Linked DNA regions of Homo sapiens: region 2 is linked to region 1. A link is a loop called in an ENCODE intact Hi-C map of the cell type or tissue named here. Cell type or tissue: endothelial cell of umbilical vein. All regions are shown on one strand. Each heading gives the region's core, and the rest is flanking DNA. Links, peaks and the distances in the headings are about the cores only. Region 1 overlaps SUSD6 (sushi domain containing 6). Region 2 overlaps SUSD6 (sushi domain containing 6).

The links. Hi-C counts contacts between places; a loop is a spot of excess contacts. Peaks named below come from ENCODE experiments on the same cell type or tissue, not always from the same donor. Only the 100,000 strongest peaks of a DNase experiment are listed, where the experiment ranks them.
Region 2: it touches region 1 in a loop (4-fold over the local background); 45 of 110 quality-filtered maps call a loop at or near these places.

The regions. Positions count from the first base shown.
Region 1 is chr14:69,621,201-69,629,533 of GRCh38, forward strand. All of the region lies in intron 1 of SUSD6 (sushi domain containing 6), which reads left to right. Among named protein-coding and RNA genes, the nearest start is that of SUSD6, 14 kb to the left of the region's middle. RefSeq lists enhancers at 739-1,239, 4,298-4,397, 4,738-4,837. In endothelial cell of umbilical vein, for the core only: no CTCF peak of the experiment used is centred there; DNase peaks (open chromatin) are centred at 4,371 and 5,141; H3K27ac peaks cover 1,101 bases.
Region 2 is chr14:69,714,822-69,723,130 of GRCh38, forward strand. SUSD6 (sushi domain containing 6) reads left to right here. Exons shown (of 6, transcript NM_014734.4): 6 at 1-323. Among named protein-coding and RNA genes, the nearest start is that of SRSF5, 48 kb to the right of the region's middle. In endothelial cell of umbilical vein, for the core only: a CTCF peak has its summit at 2,300; DNase peaks (open chromatin) are centred at 1,450, 2,030 and 4,820; H3K27ac peaks cover 3,292 bases.

The DNA of each region.
Region 1 (8,333 bases), core at 143-8,142:
CAGGTGTAGGGGATTAAAATAACAAGTATAGGAGGGCAGGGTGACTTTGAGGTTATGAGCCTTGATGACAAGGAATGAAAGAGTGGTATTATTGATGAAATTCTAAAAATGGAGTCATTTGTAGGGAGGCCTGGTTTGAGTGAAAAACAAATATAAACAGGGTGTTAAAAAGCTGTTAACATTCACCAAGTTCACCCTGTCTGGTGGCAGGAAAAGAAGTCAGCTCAGGAACCATGGCAGTGGGAGGTGAAGGAGAGAGAGGGTATTAGAGGTTGTCCAGAATGTTTTAGCAAGGCCAATCAGAAACAAACTATAGGGTCCCCTTATTATGGGGCTGAAGACCAGAAAGTCATCCCTGCTAATTTTTAGGTAGCAGATCTTTGTTTCTAGAATTCTGTTCTTTTAAAAGCCTTGGGAGGCATCATTCATTCCTGAAAGTCAACTTACACATTTGCCTCTGTAGTTTGGAGAGAAATATATTTAGTATCCAGTGTGTCAGGTTGCAGGCAAGGAAGTAGTTAACACTTTTCTCTTTGTTCTCCACAATTGAACTGTTTTTGGGGGGGCAGTTCTACTGCTTCTGGAATTACATAATTGTGTGGGTCATCTCCTTTGAAGGTCTGTCCATGCTTTTTTTAAAGCACATCGTTGAAAGAAGGGTGCTCTGTACAAATGCTGACATGCTTTTCTCTTGGGTTATACGTGAGCAATTGTAGAATGAACAGACTTCAGGGTTTTGGTGTTGGTATAGCTTTCTGTGAATAGTGAAGGTATTAGGAGGCTAATGTTAAGGCAGCAGGTGAGGTGGTTTTCAGGCAACACATCTGAACTCATTAATTGATCAAGTATTTATCAGATGCTCTTTCCTATATACTAATTATCTCCCCAAAGGAATTCTTTGCAGCACAAAAGTTTAACACTTAATTATACATTTTGAGTTGTTCTCCAGTGTTTTTTTGGCTTTTTTGTTTGTTTGTTTTTTGAAACAGGGTCTTGTTCTGTCGCCCAGGCTAGAGTGTAGTGGTACCATCGCGGCTCGCTGCAGCCTTGACCTTACGGGCTTATGCGATCCTCCCACCTCAGCCTCCTGAATAGCTGGGACTACAGGCATGTGTCACCATGCCCGGCCAATTTTTTTGGATTTTTTTGCAGAGACGGGGTTTTGCCATGTTGCCCAGGCCGGTCTTGAGCTCCTGGACTCAAGTGATCCGCCTGCCTCAGCCTCCCAAAGTGCCGGGATTACAGGCATGAGCTACCACCCCGGCCCAGTGTTTTGGTTAGTCTCTTCTCCTCATAGATTTCAACCGCCTTGAGGATGGTTTACGTTTCTCTGTGTTTACTGTGCAGACTGGACATCCATATTCATAGCAGTAAAGATTTCTTCATTTTACAAACTGCTTTTTGTTTTTTTGAGATGGAGTCTCACTCTGTTGCGCAGGCTGGAGTGCAGTGGTGCGATCTCGGCTCACTGCAACCTCTGTCTCCCAGGTTCGAGCGATTCTCCTGCCTCAGCCTCCCGAGTAGCTGGGATTACAGGCGCCCACCACCACGCCTGGCTAATTTTTGTATTTTTAGTAGAGATGAAGTTTCACTATGTTGGTCAGGCTGGTCTCGAACTCCTGACCACAAGTGATCTGCCCACTTTGGCCTCACAAAGTGTTGGGATTGCAGGCGTGAGCCACAGCGTCCGGCCAAACTGCTTTCATGTAAGATATCGCATACTGTCAGGAAGATTGTACTCCCATTTTACAAATGGGAAAGATAAGACCTTTGGCAACCAGTATGCATATGGCAGCAACTGTACTTGTATGTAGTAGTGATGTTCAGTCAGCTGGGGTTCAAATGCTAAATCAGACACCGGTATGATAGCACATGTTGAGAGGTGGGAAACCTCCTAGGATTGCAGACTTGATTAACTTGCCAAGGAACAGCAAACAGCAACATGATAGCAACAGCCCCTTTTTGGTTCCTCCATCCCCATCTCGTTACAGGTACCCTAAAGTCAGCATGTATTTGTGTACTAATGGAACAAAAATACGAACATGTGCATACAGTCATGTGCAGTGTAATAACATTTTGCTGCATATATGATGGTGGTTCCATAAGATTATAATGGAACTGAAAAATTTCTATCATCTAGTGACATTGTAGCCATGGTAAGGTCATAGCACAATGCATTACTCACCTGTTTGTGGTGATGCTGTTACAAATAAAGCTACAGCATGGCCAGTTGTATTAGAGTCTAGCACATACAATTATGTATAGTACATAATACTTGATGATAATAACAGTGTTTCTGGTTTATATATTTACTATACCATGTTTTTTGTCATCAATATAGACTGTACTCCTTCTACTTAGGAAAAAACTCCCCAAAAAAACAGTTAACTGTAAAACAGCCTCAGGCAGATCCTTCAGCAGGTTTTCCAGGAGGCATTGTTACAGGAAATAACAGTTCTGTTCCTGCCTTTGAAGACTACTAGTGAAATAAGATGCTGAGATGGAAGATAGTGATATAGATGATCCTTACCCTGTGTAGGCCTAGGCTAATGTGTGTGTTTGTGTCTTAGTTTTTTAACAAAAAAAGATTTTTTAAAATAGAAAATAGCTTATAGATAAGGATATAAAGAAAGAAAATATTTTGTCACAGCTGTATGTCTTAACCTAGGTGTTATTACAAATGAGTCAAAAAGTTTAAAATAATTAAAAAGTTTATAAAGTAAAAAAGTCACAGTAAGCTAAGGTTAATTTATAGAAGAAAAAATTTTAAAAAATATGTAGCCTAAGTGTACAGTGTTTATAAAGTCTACAGTAATGTACAGTAATGTCCTAGGCCTTCACACTCCATTCACTCACTTACCCAGGGCAATTTGCAGTCCTGCAAGCCCCATTCGTGGTAAGTGCCCTATACAGATGTACCATTTTTTATCTTTTATACCATATTGTATTTTTTCTATGTTTAAGTATGTTTAGATACACAATTACCATCATGTTAGAGTTGCCTACAGTATTCAGTAACATATCTGCTGTACAGGTTTGTAGCCTAGGCTATGCCATGTAGCTGAGGTGTATAGTAGGCTATGCCATTTAGGTTTATGTAAGTACACTCTGTGATGTCCACACAACAACATTGCCTAATGACACATTTCTCAGAAAGTATCCACGGAATCAGAGTGACCCTGCTTCAGTCTCAGTTCTGCCATGTATCAGCCATATGACCTTGAGCAAATTTAACCTCTTTGATACTTAGTTGTTTTTTTTTTTTTTTTGAGAGGGAGTTTCGGTCTTGTTGCCCAGGCTGGAGTGCCATGGCCTGATCTCGGCTCACCGCAACCTCTGCCTCCCAGGTTCAAGCGATTCTCCTACCTCAGCCTCCCAAGTAGCTGGGCTTACAGGCATGTGGCACCATATCCGGCTAATTTTTTTGTATTTTTAGTAGAGACGGAGTTTCTCCATGTTGGTCAGGCTGGTCTCGAACTCCCGACCTCAGGTGATCCACCTGCCTTGGCCTCCCAAAGTGCTGGAATTACAGGCGTGAGCCACCGTGCCTGGCCGATACTTAGTTTTATCATTTGTAGGATAGAAATGATGTTAACACTACCCATCTATAGAAGGGTGGCTACCAAAATTTTGATTATTGCCTGGTGTGGGGAATTCTGGATGTGAATGGTAAAGGATAAAGGGAACTTTAACTTCTTAAACTTGCTTTTTGTTTCATTTGAATTTTTTGCTATTGGCATGTATAACTTGAATAATTTATTAAAATTACATTTAAAAGTACTCCCTTGTAGAATTTTATGAAAATCAAATGAAATGGGATATTTAAAAAGATAGGTATGTGTCTGACAACTAAAAGATACTTAAATGGCAGTTTGGGGAAGTATTAATTAGTGGCTGACCCTTTTGTAGTGTTAAATGTTCTGTCTGACTGTGTGGCTTCAGGTAGGTCTCTTAACTTTGTTAAGCTCCAGCTTCTTTAACTGAAATTGGGAGTTAAGAGTAGTGTGTATTCCACGGGGGGTTTTGAGGATTAAATGATTCTAGATGGTTAAGCAGTTAACTCAGTATCTGGCACATAGTTAAGTACCCAGTAAATATTAACTGTTATCAGCTTTTATCCTCACTATGCTTGAAGAGAGGAGGCAGTGAGTGTAACTTTACCTACTTTAAAGTTACAGAAAATGAGGCACAGGGTAGTGGGTGACTTGTCCTAAGGCTAGATGTTGGGTTAGCAGCAGAAACGGGGCTGACGCCTACATGGTCTCCTTCATGTTTCAGTGCAGCCCTGTCAGAGTGGGTGGCAGCAAACCACGGAGGCTTCTCGGATGTGCAGACAGGAAGCACTGGCCAGGACTGCGGATGTGAAGCTCAGCAGAACATGGCCGGTCTGGACAGAGGGGGTTAGCAAGGGTCAATGTGGGGCTGAGTGAGTGAGAGAAGCCAGCTTAGAACCACATCCTTTTTCCACCTTCCAGGGCAGATGGACCACATCCAGAGTGATCAAAAGGAGAGGCTTGTTTCCTCTCTCCGCCTCCTGGTCTTGTATGTGGCACACTCTTTACCACTCCCCTCGTGGGCTCAGTTCTCTGAACTCTGTCACATCCAGAAAATTCAGGTCTGGCCTTCTCTGTGAAACCATCTCTGCTGCTGGAGTCCTCACTGACAGCCACACCACCCGCGTCTGCTCATCCTCTCCCGCTTTCAACCTGGATGGCCTGTGTGAGGATGGCTTTGCTTCTCTAAGGAAGGCCTCTCTCCCTATACCACTTTAGTGCTCCCCATGGTGTTCCACCTGCTCCCAGAACAATCTGCCTGTTTGTGGGACTGAATGGTTGAGTTGAAGCCAGTCTTGGTGGGAAATAGGTTTGGAGCTTCTCTGTGGGCTCCTCTTCTGTGTATTTGCATTTTGAGAGGGGGGAAAAAAAGCCCTGAGTGATTTCTGCCTAGTACGGTTTCCAGAGAATGCGAGATTCTCCTCCTCAAACTCAGTCCTGGGGCCAGAGCTGATTAAGCCCCCGGCTTCCCACCTTCCCACCTTGGGTTTTTACAGTATACTTCTTATCCTTGCCCTTTCTGTTCTCTGCTTATCAGACCTTCCCACATGTGCCCTGCTCTCTTCCTGCTGCACAGGGGTCATGAAATACTTACCAATTAGTGAAAAATACAGACAATGCAGTGTCAAATTTTACCAATCTCAGTTTGCACAGTGGACTGGAAGATGGCATGTGCCATCTTCTTGCAGGACTTGATTGTTTTTGTGTTTGCGTGTGTTTCAAATATTTCCTTTTCCAAATTTGCGTTTAATGGTGGCTGGCAAACCCCCATAGTTCACTTTTCATTTTTCGTTGTAGATATTCTTTGAATATCTCCTTGCTATGGGTATTGGGCTTACATTTAATAATTCCCCATCAGGATCTGAAAAGTATGAGGGTGCCTACCTATGAAGCACCCATTTTTTTCATGCTTAATACCAACTAAGTCACCAGACTTTTTTTTCGAGATAGGGTCTTGTTCTGTTGCCCAAATTGGAGTGCAGTGGCTTGATCATAGCTCACTATAGCTTCGAACTCCTGGACTTAAGTGCTTATCTTCCCAGCTCAGCCTCCTAAGCAGCTCGGATTACAGGCACGCATCACTATACCTGGCTAATTAAAAAAAAAAACGTGTTTTTTTTTTGTCTTGCTGTGTTCCCCAGGTTGGTCTTGAAGCCCTGGCCTCAAGTGATCCTCCTGCTTTGGCCTCCCAAAGTGCTGGGATTACAGGCATGAGCCACTGCAACTGGCCTGTCCCACTTCTTTAGAGGACTCTGCTCTGACTCCCACTAGCTTGGCAACAGGTGGATCCTAGAGGATGTTAAAGACCTCATGGAAGGGACCCTCTTAACTAATTGCAAAATAAGAATGTTCATTGGAAAAGAAACCCTCCCACCACCATGGTGGAAGTCCCTCTAAAACACAAGTTGTTCAGGACTTTTATTATGTTGCTCTAGTATTTATCTGGTTTTTGAAGATAGTCTTGCTTAAATTAATTCTGATTTCAAGAGTGATGACTAAAAGTTTTGGAGGAGGTGTTTAGAAAAGGATGAAGCTCTGGGTTTATTTCAGGGCTAATCATGAATTTGCAGGAGCAGCTTCAGGACACCAGGGAGAGGCATGGCACACTGCCTTGGAGCTGTCCTTAGGATGCTGCTACCTTTTAGGGACATACTGTAGGCAGTCCTTGGTCTATGTAAAGTTGTGCCTGGGCCTTATCAGAAATTAAACAGATGTTATTTATTTATTTATTTTTTCTTTTTGAGACAGAGTCTCACTCTGTTCCCCAGGCTGGAGTGCAGTGGCAGGATCTTGGCTCACCACAAGCTCCATGCCATTCTCCTGCCACAGCCTCCTGAGTAGCTGAGATTACAGGCGCCCACCACCACGCCTGGCTAATTTTTTGTATTTTTAGTAGAGATGGGGTTTCACCGTGTTAGCCAGGATGGTCTCGATCTCCTGACCTCATGATCCGCCTGCCTCGGCCTCCCAAAGTGCTGGGATTACAGGCGTGAGCCACCGTGCCCGGCCCAGATGGTATTTCTAGTAAAAGTGGCAGATGTTCTTGCTGTCAGAATTAATTTTAATCTTTTTACATGTAAATGTGGGATTATGGGACTCTTTTTGGGGGGTCTTAGTCTCATATGGAAGTGCTGCTCTTACTTTACAGAGATTTTATCTATCCCTTGCTCTTACCCAAAGTGACTTTTTTTTTTTTTGAGATGGAGTCTCGCTCTGTCACCCAGTCTGGAGGGCAGTGGCGCGATCTTGACTCACTGCAGTCTTTGTCTCCTGGGTTCAAGCGATTCTTCTGCCTCAGCTCCTACGTAGCTGGGATTACAGGCACCTGCCACCACGCCCAGGTAATTTTTGGATTTTTAGTAGAGACGGGGTTTCACCATGTTGGCCAGGCTGGTCTGGAACTCCTGACCTCAGGTGATCCACCCACCTCTGCCTCCCAAAGTGCTGGGATTACAGACATGAGCCACTGCTCTCGGCCCCAAAGTGACTCTGAACTCTGTTTTCCCATCCCCTCTGATCACTTTCTCTCACCACGTGGGTCATTTGTGGTGGCAAAGTACAAAGTGACCAGCCTTCTCTCTCATAGAATTTGAAGGTTGCTGATGGGGCTATGTTACTAATGGGGCTGTGTGCTTGCTACAGAGATACTGCTGGTGATGAAAGTGTATGACATTTCTGTTATTCCTTTGGGTTAAGACATCTGTATTTAGCAGGTATTATACCTAGAAGGAGTGTCTATATCAGAGTATCCCAGAAAAGAAAGAAGAAAAATCCCCTGGGGAGTGGGAAAAGGCAGAAAGTATTGAATGTGTGCCCTGTGCCAGGCAGTGTGCTCAGTGCTTTAACTCGGTAGGCTAATCTTCACTGGATAAATCAGGAAACCAAGCTCTGAAACATTTCAGTACTGTTAATTACTGTATTGGAACTAGAACCAAGGTTGGAGTGATTCTAAAGCCTGTGGTGGGTTTTTTTTTTTTTTTTTTTGAGACAGGGTATCACTCTGTTGTCCAGGCTGGAGTGCAGTGGGGCTATGTAGGCTCACTGCAGCCTCCGCCTCCCCACCTCAGCCCCCAACCCCAGTAGCTGGGACTACAGGCACATACCACTACACCCAGCTAATTTTTGTATTTTTTGAAGAGATGGGGTTTTGCCATGTTACCCAGGCTGGTCTTGAACTCCTGGGCTCAAGTGATCTGCCAGCCTTGGCCTCCCAAAGTGCTGGGATTACAAGCATGAGCCACTGAGCTCGGTTCTGCCTATGGTTATTTTATGGCAGGTAAAGAATATGTGGATTCGAAAGTTGGGTGGGGGATGAGGTGGTGAGGGAGGCAGAGAACAAATGCCTGGAGAGAGGAGGGTAGGGCCAGGTGGGAGTTGCAGTGGAGGGGCACTTGGGAGTGAATGGTCCTGGTGAGGGTGTGGAAAGGAGGGGTTGGTTAGCAAAAACAAGCTGAAGTGGAAGAGAGGTTGGGGGTCCCTTGGAGGGGGTGTAATGTTGGATGATGGCATTTCTTCCCTGAGGGACGAGGGATGGACCAGAGGAGCCTGGAGGACCAGATAACCTCTGTATTTAGGTAGATGGCCGTTGGGCCCCCACAGGAAGCCTTTTAATCCCTGGTATTTATAGACTGGCCTGTACTCTACTGAAAGGCAGCTCCCATATCAGTCAGCAAAGGCAACATTATCTGCCTTTGAAACACCACCTCCGTGGATTACCATTTGGCCCAATGGGAGGGTCTGGATAATGCCCATTATATTATCCTAATTCCCTGCTACCTC
Region 2 (8,309 bases), core at 1-8,000, 93 kb after region 1:
AGAGATGTACGTGGGCTGTGTGGCAGTCCCCACACCCTGCCCTGGCTTCTTCAGGTTATCGCACCACTATGGAATCCTTTGCAGAATGGTACTCATATAATGGTTTAAAACAACACATTCATAATTGACTCTGTGCAGGATGTCACTCAATCAGTTTGGGTTTGCTTTATTTTATTTTATATATATATTTTTTGGTATCCTGTACATTGCAGTGGGTGTGAAGATAGTATTTTAATATTTGTACAAAGTTTAATTTAATTTTAATTGTTCTATGTATATAACTGCATTTCTAAATAATTAAAAAAAAGTTCTTATGAAGGCAATTCTGGGAGATGTGATCCTTCCTGAAAGTTTTTGCAGAAACCTTAGATTGAAAGAGCATATGTGGGCAGGAGGTCATGGAAGGATGAGGCACTAGCTCTGTAGGGAGGGTGCCTGGCAAGAGGTGGAGGAGCCAGGATGGAGAGCACTTTGGGAGGCCAAGGCAGTTGGATCACTTGAGACTAGGAGTTTGAGATCAGCCTGGCCAACATAGCAAAAGTCCATCTCTACTAAAAATACAAAAATTAGCTGGGCGCGGTGGTGCATGCTTGTAATCCCATCTACTTGGGAGGCTGAGGCCGGAGAATCGCTTGAACCCAGAAGACGGAGGTTGCAGCCAGCTGAGATTGCACCATTGTACTCCAGCCTGGGCGACAGAGCGAGACTGTCTCAAAAAATAAATAAATAAAGAAGTCTTGGCCAGGCGCGGTGGCTCACGCCTGTAATCCCAACACTTTGGGAGGCCGAGACAGGCGGACCACGAGGTCAGGAGATGGAGACCATCCTGGCTAACACGGTGAAACCCTGTCTCTACTAAAAATACAGAAAAAAAAAAAAAAAAACCCCGGCATGGTGGCAGGTGCCTGTAGTCCCAGCTACTCAGGAGGCTGAGGCGGGAGAATGGCGTGAACCCAGGATGCGGAGCTTGCAGTGAGTCGAGATCGCACCACTGCACTCCAGCCTGGGCAACAGAGCAAGACTCTTGTCTCAAAAAAAAAAAAACAAAACACAGGAGTCTTGACCACCAAATCTTCAGTATGGTGGGGTGCGGGTGCTTGGGCAAGGGAGGGACAACAGCAAAGGGAGGTTCAAACCGGGCAGAAAGCCACCACAGCTTCAGTGTGGCAAGGAGCACATTTGAAATGAGCTCACAAAAGGAAGGCTTTGGATTATATTCCTGGAAAGGGCAGATGTCTTGGAGCAGACGGGAAGAGAGAAGGAACTGTGGTGATGGCTCCCAAAACACCAAGGGTTTCAGGAAGAAGGCAGTGAGGTCCAAGTTAAAATAAGGGAAGCATTCTATTTATCTGGGGAAACTATGGCAACAGTAGGCATTGCCGGCAGTTCAGTGGGCAGGAGCAGTGAGGAGGGCAGGAACACAGGGAGAAATGGTGGGAATGCATTCAGGGAAGCCAAAAGCAAAAGATAGCTGGCAGCATGCCAGGATTCATGTTGATGCAAGCCAGCGTCTACTGAGTGCTTCCGTATGTACCAGGCGCCCTTCTAGGCTCTTGGCCTGCAGTAACTCCAGATCTGGCAGCTGCACCAGGGGGTGGGCATTCTGATTAACCCTGACTTTGCAGGTGAAGAAACAGGCTCAAAATAGTGTAGCGAAGCTTTATTATAAAGTCACACAGCTCTGAAATGATGGAAATTGGGACTCAAACATGATTGTCTCACAGCCCAGTGTCTTAATATCTGCCTCAAAGAACACTGCCCACAGCATGCAGGCTTCTTTATGTTGCAAGAACAGAAAACCCCACTGGCTTAAGCCACAATGCGCAGCTGATTCAACACCCAGCACCCCACTTCCAGGCTAATTCTACCAAGACCTGGCTTGAATGACATCATTTTCTTTCTCAGAAACTCTTCATGAGTCTTGCTTTATTGTTTAGAGCAGGAAAGAAAATAAACCACAAACCCTCAGTAGTCATTTGTTTCAAATGCCCAGTTTTACAGACGAGGGCACTGATGTGCATGGCTGTACTCTGATTTGATCAAGACCACATGGCTAGTTGGTGGCAGAGCTGGGCTGAAATTCTAAGCCCCTAGTCCAGGTCCAGTGTGTGTCCCTGTCCCACCATCTTCAGCAAGTCCACTCTCTTCTGCTTGGCTTTGGAGCCCAGCCCCATCCTGTTCTCCAACACAACTTCCCTCTGCATCCTGAACACCTATGACTCACTGCGCTAGAGTCACCGTGGCTCCCTTGGCCCTGAATGCTGCTCCTGGAGAGGTTGGAAGGAAGAGCGACACCTGAGGACAAACTCCTGTATTAGTCCATTCTCATGCTGCTATGAAGAAATAACATGAGACTGGGTAATTTATGAAGAAAAGAAGTTTAATTAACTCATGGTTCTGCGTGGTTGGGGAAGCCTCAGGAAACTCACAATCATGAGGGAAGGCTCCTCTTCACAGGGTAGCAGGAGAGAGAATGAGTGCCAAGCGAAGGGGGAAGACCCTTATAAAACCATCACATCGGCCAGGCACAGTGGCTCATGTCTGTAATCCCAGCACTTTGGGAGGCCGAGGGGGATGGATTACCTGAGGTCAGGAGTTCGAGACAAGCCTGGCCAACATGGTGAAACCCCATCTCTACTAAAAATACAAAAATTAGCCAGGCCTGGTGGCTTATGCCTGTAATCCCAGCTACTTGGGAGGCTGAGGCATAAGGATCGCTTGAACCCGGGAGGCAGAGGTTGCAGTGAGCTGAGATTGCGCTACTGCACTCCAGCCTGGGCAATAGAGCGAGATTCAGTCTCAAACAAACAAAAAACAAAAACAAACCATCACATCTTGTGAGAATTCACGATCATGAGAACAGCATGGGGGAAACTGTCCCCATGATTCAATTACCTCCACCTGGTCCCGCCCTTGATATGTGGGGATTATTACAATTCAAGGTGAGATTTGGATGGGGACACAGAGTCAAACCATATCACCTCCTGAGGCAGCCTAGGTGTCTGGGGGAAGTTCTGAGAAGCTCTTCACTCCTTTCCTAGTTCCTTCAGATCAGGGCTGGGCAGGAGGCAAGGAAAAGAGCCCCAGTATGAATAGGGAATACTTCCCAGAGTTCAAGACCTGGGGCAGCACTTTATTTTCCTTCCTGTCTTGATCTCAACCTGAGGCTGTGGCCCATCTGCAGCCTAGACTATGGAGAGGAGACTAGGGAAGGAAGAGAGCTGCCTTGTTTATCACCTGCTTCCACCTCACTGGGTGACAGGCGGCCTCTTTCCCCTGCATTGGAAGTGGCAGGAGAGGAGGGAGCTCAGAGGCAAGGGTAGTGAGACTCTGGCTGGCCAGAGGCACTGCTGCTGAATCCCCCACTCTGGTAGTGGGAAGGCCCGGCTGAAAGGAGACTCCTTCTTTTCTCCACAGGCCTTGGAATGAGAAGAAGGGATCACAGGGAGATTCTGAGTGGCCCAGTCCATGGTAGAAGCTGGCTGGTCTGCCTTCCCAGCAGCGGCCCAGGGTGGGGGAAATGGCACTGTCCCAACCTTGCCCACTCAAGTGATCCCAGAAGCCAAGCTGCATACAGAGTGGGTCTCACGGTCTGTCTTCAAGATGAGAGGCGACAGCAGCAAATGCAGTTGTGCCCCAATAGGGACTTTGGTCTGGTGGGGAGCACGTGGGGGAGTGTTGGCTCCACAGGACATTTACCACACAGCTTCCCTTTCCCCAACCTTCCGTGATGTTTGCTGAGCACCTAATAGGTTCCCGGGACTGGGTAAGGTGCTTTAAAGATACTATTTTAGGCCAGGAGAAATGGCTCATGGCTGCAATCCCAGCACTTTGGGAGGTCGAGGTGGGAGGGATCACTTGAGGCCAAGAGTTTGAGACCAGCCTGGGCAACAGAGCAAGATCCTATCTCTTCAAAAAATTTTAAAAATTAGCCGGGTGAGGTGGTTTGCACCTGTAGTCCCAGGTACTCAGGAGGCTGAGGTGGGAGGACTGCTTGAGCCCAGGAGGTTGAGGCTGCAGTGAGCTATGATTGCTTCACTGCACTCCAGCCTGGGCAACAGAGTGAGACCCTGTCTCCAAAACAAAGAAACAAAAAAGAGACAGAGAGAGAGAGGTGTTATTTTAATCAATCAACTCAGCCAGTCTTGCAAGGCAGATGTCATTACCCTTTTTACAGGTGAGGACAGTAAGGCTCAGAGAGATTCAAGTACAGTCCAAGACCACATAGGTCATGCATCCTCAGCTGAGTTGCGGTTTGAATTCAGGTGTGCCACTCCTGGCCTCTTCACCTCACGCTGCTCACTTGCTCACCTCTTCTACTCCCCAGCTTTTCTCCCTGGGTTCTTGATCACCTGACCCCTTCACACCTACTATCCTGCCCAAGAATCCCTCTCAGCAATGTCCAAAACCAGGACACCAAGCCATTTAGCAAAATGCAGTCCCAGATGCTCAGCAGTCTCAGCAGTCAGGATGGGTTCTGGGTCCCTGGAAAGATCAGGCAAGGCCAGGAGACCCAGGCAGCCCCTGTCTCCTCCCTGGGCCTTGCTTCTGAAAGGTGAGGAGAATGCTCTGTATTCTCAGGTCTTCCCACTTCTCCTTGGGACTAGAGCTGGGGGCACTTGCCAGGCTTTTCTCTTTCTGTTACTGAAAAGGGAATTTCATCAGCTGTGAACCTGGGGTGAGACATGACACATTCCCAAGTTGAGCCTAGGTTCATCCTCCAAGCTGCCTGGTGATGAAGGAGCATTACCGGGCTTGGGGACCATCCAATCCCACACCCAAGAGGCAAACAGCTGCTCGGCATTTCCTGTGACGCTCCAGTGCCCCTAGAAAAGGAAATTTCACAAGCTAGGAATGTCCTGAGCAGGCTGTCTGGGACAGTATACACTGTTCTGAACCTGGGGGAGTAGATGATTCTATGGTTCTTCCTGCAGAGGTTTTGGCAAGCATGGACTTCCCCATAGCAGAGTTTTCTGTGGGAGTAAGTAGCCCTGCCTGCAGCAAAGGCAGCCTATTGCAGATGAAGCGTGTCAGCAGGGCTCAGCGTCTGAAGGGACTGGGGTATGCGACAAGACTATGGCTCAACACAAATGCACCCAGCGTGGGGGCTGCCCTGGCTTCTGGGGTTGGCCTCTTGAGGGCCTTGAGCAGCTGGGGTCCAGAGACTTTTAGGGACTTTTGGTGCTGTAGCCTCTCTCTGGGACGGCCATTCCCCATTCCTGCTGCAATCCTCATTCACTGACTTGTTTGCTAATTCATTCAACAAACTTTTATTTATTTATTCATTCATTTTGAGGACTTTACACAAAGCCTAGTGTTAGGTTCTAGGAACATAGTGATGAACAAGAGCCAGTCTTTGCCCTTAAAGAGTTTGTAGACCAATAGGGGAGAAAGAGATTAAACAGCTATCTAAAACTTAAGGCACAACTTAAAATTGAAAGAAACAAAGAAGCAAAAAACAAACCTATAATGATACACCCTGAAAAGTGCTTGGTAGTGATGAGAAAGGAGCTAATTTCTTTAGGGTATGAACAAAGATTCCCCGGAAAGGTGCCACTCGCATTGGGTCTAAATTGTTGTGTTTCGATATTATTCGTAGAGAAGTAAGTAAATGAGGGGCTGTGGGATGGGAAGAAGAGGACTTTTCAGGCTGTAGAGACCCATAGAAGCAAATGTACAAGCATCTTTTTTTTTTTTTTAAGACAGAGTCTTGCTGTGTTGCCAGGCTGGAGTGCAGTGGTGTGATCTCGGCTCACTGCAACCTCTGCCTCCCAGGATCAAGGAATTCTCGTGCTTTGGCCTCTCGAGTAGCTGGGACCACAGGCACCCACCACCACACCCAGCTAATTTTCTGTGTTTTTTTTGGTAGAGATGGGACTTCACCATGTTGCCCAGGCTGGTCTTGAACTCCTGAGCCTAAGCGATCTGCCCACCTCGGCCTCCCAAAGTGCTGGGATTACAGGTATGAGCCACTGCGCCCGGCCAAGTGTACCAACATCTAAAACATGAACCACATGAAACTGTCATTTTTGCAGGTTGAAAAAAAGTTCAGATATGGGCAATTTTAACCTAACATATAATTGTCTTAAGATCTGCTCAAATTAGGGATGCCTTTCTTCTCTGAGTTAGACTGCTACATTTTAATTATTTTAATCACAAGAAGGAAATTCCAGGACACCCAAAGTGTCCAAAGTCTTCTTGTCCTGGAGCCTATGCCCCACAATAACAGAGCACTGAGCATAGCTGACTCTTTGGTTACCATGAGCCAGCTCCTGCCGGCTGACTGCAGGAGGCGTTTTGAGAAATCACATGAGCCGTTCAAGTCTCCAGGACAGCACCAATGCACTTGTTCTTCCAGGTGGACAACAGAAGGACACCCACAACTCATAACTAAGTTCCTGCCAGCAACAGCCAGGCAGCTATTCCAATGCAGACGTGTTTTGACCCTTTTTATTGTTTTCCATAGGGCAGAAAATGAGAGACAGAAGTTACACCCATTTACAACATTCTCTCCTTGTTAACTTTTTCTATTTTTTATTAGAAACATTCAAAAAACGTGCTATTTTATGATAAGAGTAATACATATTAAAACATCAGAAATAATATTTTTTCACCTCAGGTTGGGAAAAGAAAAGGCTTAAAGGTATCTAGTAGGAGTGTAAATTGGTACATTGTCTATGGAGGGCAATTCGGCCCACAACCATCAAAATTACAACATAGGGCTAGGCGCAGTAGCTCATGCCTGTAATCCCAGCACTTTGGGAGGCCAAGAAGGGCAGATCACCGGAGGTCAGGAGTTTGAGACCAGCCTGGCCAATATGGTGAAACCCCATCTTCACTAAAAATAAAAAAAATTAGCCAGGTGTAGTGGCGCATGCCTGTAATCCCAGCTACTTGGGAGGCTGAGGCAGGAGAATCACTTGAACTTGGGAGGCGGAGGTTGTAGTGAGTTGAGATTGCGCTACTGCACTCCAGCCTGGGCGACAGAGAGAGACTCAGTCTCGAAAAAAAAATTACAATGTAGTTCCTTATCTTCCTCCCTTACTGAACTCATTCAGTCCTAAAGACAGTAAGTGAGGGCACACAAGAGAGTTACACATTCAGAAAGAGGGAACGACCCCAACCAAAACAAACAGAATGAACCCTACAATGCCAGATTGGAATTGGAGATATTGATGTGAACTTGTGGTTTTCTATATACATAATTGATATATAAATAAATATAGAAGTATTGTGGGTTTGCTGTTATACACACAGTCACACTCATGCACACACACAGAGAAATTCCCCAGCTCTTCCCAGAGGACTTGTTAGCAGTGATACCCCAACAGCAGTGAGTATACCTGTCATTCAGATCTTTGCTTTAAAATAGTATTTTCAGCCAGGTGCGGTGGCTCACGCCTATAATCCCAACACTTTGGGAGGCCAAGGCGGGTGGATCACTTGAGGTCAGGAGTTTGAGACCAGCCTGGCCAACATGGGGAAACCTCATCTCTACTAAAAATACAAAAAAAAAAAAAAAAAAAAATTACTTGAGAGTGGTGGCACTTGCCTATAATCCCAGCTACCTGGGAGGCTGAGGCAAGACAGTCACTTGAACCTGGGAGGTGGAGGTTGCAGTGAGCCGAGATGGTGCCACTGCACTCCAACCTGGGCGACAGAAGCTCCGTCTCAAAAAATAAATAAGTAAATTAATTAATTAATTAATATTGTCTGTGAAAAGGACCCAGGCTCCTTGGAGAAATGGCTGATTCCAGAGCTGAGGCAGGAAGACTGCGAGATGAGCCTGGAACATATTGTATCAGGAAGCAAGAAAGTGCTCAAAGAATGATAGGGACATGCCCGAAAGACTCCCACTGAAGGGGCTTCTACTGGCCACATCAGGGACATTTTGAGCATCAGAATAAATAATGATTATAATGGATTATAATCCATAGAATAAAACAAAACCATGAATCTATAGAGATAAATTTTACAGTGGAGACGCCCAGCAGACATTGCTTTCATCAGTGGGACAAATCAAAATCGTGTACCACCTGACAGGAGGCACCAAGTGAACACAGCATCACTTCCATGATATTCCTACAGAATGCAACCTACGCTAATAATGGAAAAGAAAATGAGACAGACCCAAAGTGAGTGATAATTCACAAAATAACTGGCCTGTAATCTTGAAAATGTCAAGGTCATGAAAATCAAGGGAAAATCTGAGGAACTGTTGCAGACTGAAGGAGACTAAAAGACATGAATAAAAAGAAATTAACATATGATTCTGAACTGTGTCCTTTTGCCATGAAAGATGTTAGTGG